2 separate regions of the Homo sapiens genome follow, and region 2 is linked to region 1. A link is an interaction called in ENCODE POLR2A ChIA-PET data of the cell type or tissue named here. Cell type or tissue: GM12878. All regions are shown on one strand.

Region 1 (2,500 bases):
CCATGACTACCACTGGCATCACCACCATCTTCTCCATCACGACTACCGCCAGCATCACCATCAGCTCCTCCATCACCATGACTACCACTGGCATCACCACCATCTTCTCCATTACCATGACTACCGCCGGCATCACCACCATCTTCTCCATCACGACTACCGCCGGCATCACCACCATCTCCTCCATCACCACGACTACCACTGGCATCACCACAATCTCCTCCATCACCATGACTACCAGTCATCACCATCTCTTCCATCACAACTACTGCTTCATCACACCTCCTCCATCACCACAACTACCGCCGGCATCATCACCATCTCCTCTGTTGCCACGACTACCTACCACCAAAATCATCACCATCTCCTCCATCAACACGACTACCACCAGCATCACCACCATCTCCTCCATCACCATGACTATCAGTCATCACCATCATCTTCTCCATCACCACGACTACTGCCGGCATCACCACCATCTTCTCCATCACGACTACCGCCAGCATCACCATTACCACCATTATCACCACGACTACCGCCAGCATCACCATCATCTTCTCCATCACCATGACTACCACCAAAATCATCACCATCTCCTCCATCACAACTACCACCAGCATCCCCATCTCCTCGATCAAGTCTACTGCCAGCATCACCACCGTCTCCTCCATCACTACAACTACCGCCAGCATCATCAACATCTCCTCCATCACCAGGACTACGGCTAGCATCATCACCATCTCCTCCACCACCACCACGCTTACTGGAATCTGAGACTCAGACTCATTTGCCAAGCCCAAGCAGGGGCACCAAAGGTCCAGCTGATTCATCTTCTGCTGCGCGATCAAATGCAGGTGGAACAGTCAGTGCCACCAGTGCCTAGCCAGCCATTTCCGGGTTGAAAACCTTTAGTAACAGAAAGCAGCTGTTATTCTTACTACCCAAGATTGTCTCATGATCACACAGGGTGAAATGAACTATTGCCCTGAGTTCAGATCACACCTCTGCACAGGAAACCTCAAACCAAACATTTCACAAGGAATGAAGAAACCAGCCTAGAGTTCTCTCCTGAACCCTGAACCTGACCATCGAACTGTGGATTTTCCCGTGTATTTAGGTGTCAGTCGGGTAACTCAAACTCAAAACTGGGCTTCGGCGCAAACCTGAATGTGAATCTCCCCACACTTCTACTGCTCTCTCAGTCTTTCTCATCCTAGGAAATGGTCCTCCCCTTCCACCATGCAGCCCACGCCAAAAATATGAAGGCCATTCTTGTCACCCCCTTGCACTCCCTCTCAGCCCAGTCTATCACAATGGCTAGCAGGTCCTGCTGCCCCAATATATCCGGGACCTCTCCAATGACCCTCACGTCCACTACCATCCTGGTGCAGGCCACCCTTGCCAGTCATGTGGACTACATGGTCGCCGCCTAATCCTCTTTGCTCCCACGCTTACCTCCACCTCCATTCAGAACTGGAAGTGATCTTATTAAAATAAAAATTGGATCATGTCACTCTCCACCTAAAATCAATCACTACTCTCTGGACATTGTTCTTGAGATTTAGAATCAATACCCTAGCACAGCCAGCCCTGAGGTCCTGAATGAACTGCCCTGTCCATCTGTCCCCATCTGTGCTCCAGACACCCAGATTTTCAGGCATCAAGTTCTTTCTTGCCTCAGGGCCTTTGCACGGCTGTTCCCCATGATGTTCCTCTCTCTGTGAGGGTAAGGAACACATCTGCTCTGTTTACTACTTAGTCCTCTTAATTAGGGGACATACAGTTGGCACTCGATAAATATGCCTCAAATAAATCAACAAACCATGAAAGAACAGACACAGCCCCTAACTGATACAGAGGAATACTGCTTCTGAGAAAAGAAAGGACGACTTACCACAAAGTTTCTCTGCTGAGTTCCTGGTCTCAGGAGAGGAAGTGGGAAATTTCCCCAGCGGTCTCCCAAAGCTTGGGTCTGATCGAATGTGGCCTCAGCACCTGCAGGCTTCAGGTGTGGCGGGTCATTTCCAAGCTGCGGGAAGAAGTAGACACAATCTTCTGTCACCAAAGAATGACTTGCAATTTTGCTTGTCTGCCTCCTTCACCTTCCTTGATGCTTAAGAGCCAGGGAGAAGCAGGAATTCTGCTACCATTTTCCAGTTCAGAACACTGAGGGCTGAGTGAGGGACAGATTTGAAACTGAACTCATGGTCCTCCCAGCCTGAGATTTTTCTTTCCCTTCAACCAAATTTCCTGGTATGGAACAGTGCAACAATACAACACAGCCATTGACATGAAGCTTTTGTGACTCCTTGAGTAGACCATCAAGTTCCTGAATTTGCCAAAAGAAATGCACTTAGGGCTAATTATCCAGGATAGACAGATGATAGCAAGGGACAGAATTGAGGGCACAAGTCAATAACTGGGCATGCACTGCACATATCCTTAATTATCAAGATGTGACTGATGCCCAGCCGATGACAGAAAGAGTTATTATAGGTCA
Region 2 (2,500 bases), 61 kb before region 1:
AAGCCATTCCCCATTTTATCACTATTTCTAGGATAACCATGAGCTCCCTTAACTCCGAGATTCCTGCTAGTATCCCAACTACAAAGCCCACTCCTTGTCCCCTCTTTTTAAAATTATTTTGTAGCTCAGTAACATGTTTGGGGTCTTTCTTTGTAGATCTTTTTATTTATTACCATCACATTTGTTCACACAGCAGCACAAAGGGTGATATGAAAAACACTGTTAACGAAATAAATAGAAAGCAGTGATTTCAGGGCTGTTGCCACACAGCATCCCAATTTTGCTGGAGATGGAAGAGGGAAGAGCCAATTTATTGCCATATTCCATTGTCTTTAAAATAATATTGTTTCTACTCCCAAAAATGAATGGTGAGAATGTGAAAACCTGTATCAGAGATGATGCATTTTCTTCCTAGCAGGCTTGTCAAGTATCAGTTCCTAACGAGAACTATGCGATGGAACTTGTCATTGATAAAGAGGGTCAAATCTGTAATCTGCCTGCCCAAGGTCAAAGGCTGTAATCTGCCAGCCCATAGGCTGAATTCATTTTGCTCAGTCTGCATAGTGTTTAACTTTTTAAATTTGTTGCCAATTTATACACACATGCACACACACACACACACACACACACTCACTCAACAGTCCTAGCTTCTAAAACATAGCAGGTGTTTGGGCAATTCTGGGCCCCACTTCCTGTAAGGCAATAATAGAGAAAGTGGAGCTGCTATTGCCCCTCTAGACAAGAGGTGCAAGGTGGCTTGAAAAATATGTCCACAAATTACCTGATGCTCTATCTTTAAGGAGGCGGAGATTAACTTGATTATGGGCTAAACTTAGTGGCTCACTTCTAACAGAATAGAGAAGCTGTGATACGTCGCTTCTGAGGTTAGGTTATAAAAGACACAGTGGTCCCTCTCTCATGAGTTGTTCTAGAAGCAGCAAGCTACCATTTTATGAACAGCCTATGGAGAGGTCCATGAGCTGAGGGTCAAAGCCTCCAGCCAATGACCAGCAAGGAGCTGAACCTGCCAGCAACCGCACCAGACAAGTTGGAAGTGATCCATCACCAGCTTCAGCTGAGCCTCCGGACTCTGCAGCCCCAGCCGACAGCTTGACTGCACATCTCGTGAGAAGCTGAAGCCAGACCAGGCAGCCAGGCTGCTTCTAGGATCCTGACCCTCAGAAATGGTGAGATAACCAGAGTTTGTTCTTTTAAAATTGCTAAGTTTGGGGATAATTTGTTACACAGCACTTGATAACTGATACAACACAATAACTAAGCAATACCATGCTGCTCAATGTCTCCTAGGGCTGCATTAAGGGATTATCACTCCAGCCTTCATGTTTTTCAGCTCCCTTTAATGGGCAGAGGGCAGCTGTGCCTACAGCTTCGATGGTTAGGGTGGGCTTAAATGCACAGGAAAGAGGGGAGTAGGAAATGCTTTCAAAGGCAGAGTCAGAAGAAAGGCATAGCGAAGATGAAAGAGGTGAAGGAAGTTGGTATAAAAAGCTCTGACCAGACCAAACTCAGGGAAAGTCAAATACAAAATACAGCCAGGGAAAATTAAAATTCTTTATAAGCAAGGAAGCTTTTGAGATGTCCAGATGGGTGAAATCTTTATAAGTATTCACATAATCATCATCTATGGATTCAGAAGAAGCAACCGTGGATTAAAGACACAGAACATGTTTGCAGGCCCCAGGTTTCCGCATGGTCTGGCAGCTGGCGTATGCACCACAAGAAGGCAGAGTCCCTTGTCCCACCACAAACTGATTACTAGAAAGGCTGATGCTTATTAGTTTGCATATGTTCTGAAAAATGCGAGTTCATGACATCACCATGTTAGGATTGCGCTCATGTGCACTCTGATGTACTTTCCAGCCTGGAGCGTGTCTTGCCTCCTCTGGAACCCACCCTTCTATCCCCCACTCTGCCTGAAGGGACACTAGAGGGAGACAGAACGGGGGAGAGGGAGGAGGGAGGGTCCCTGAGGGTCTTTGTCCAGTTGCCCCCCACATAACTGGGCATCGGCACGTCCCTGGGAAGGGGCAGCAGGTTCCTACTTGCCATTTTCCCACATTTGCAGGCTCAGCATCACATATCCCCCTGGGCATAGCAGCCACAGCGGCCAACACCCCTTTCAGGGGTCTGGGTCCCCTCCACCCTGCCTCTAAGTCTTAATCATCCCACCTCTTCCCCCTGGTCCTCCAGCCTTGCAGGGGGAGCCACTCGGCATCGCCTTTCTAGGTCTCTATTACCTAGCCTGCAGTTCTTCATAGGGAATTCTCTCTGTGGAAATAATTAGCATGGGCTCTGTCTCCTGACTCTGCCTCACCTGATACACCTGTGCCTTTCAGTGCACCTTGGCCTGTCTTACCTATGCCTTGGAGCCATCCCACGAACATCACCTGCCATGCACCAATTAAAAAAAAAGGCCCGTGGTCCCAGGACCATTATATATGATGTTTCCTCCAAAAGATAGCCTGCTGATTGGAAATCT

What was found. Peaks named below come from ENCODE experiments on the same cell type or tissue, not always from the same donor. Only the 100,000 strongest peaks of a DNase experiment are listed, where the experiment ranks them.
Region 2: POLR2A ChIA-PET joins it to region 1 with 7 read pairs; 2 of 35 experiments call an interaction of 5 or more read pairs at or near these places.

What each region holds. Positions count from the first base shown.
Region 1 is chr12:130,626,428-130,628,927 of GRCh38, forward strand. It overlaps RIMBP2 (RIMS binding protein 2), which reads right to left. Exons shown (of 23, transcript NM_001393629.1): 2 at 1,895-2,029. Among named protein-coding and RNA genes, the nearest start is that of RIMBP2, 89 kb to the right of the region's middle. In GM12878, no CTCF peak of the experiment used is centred here; a DNase peak (open chromatin) is centred at 1,064; H3K27ac peaks cover 483 bases.
Region 2 is chr12:130,565,571-130,568,070 of GRCh38, forward strand. All of the region lies in intron 2 of RIMBP2 (RIMS binding protein 2), which reads right to left. Among named protein-coding and RNA genes, the nearest start is that of RIMBP2, 150 kb to the right of the region's middle. In GM12878, no CTCF peak of the experiment used is centred here; no DNase peak of the experiment used is centred here.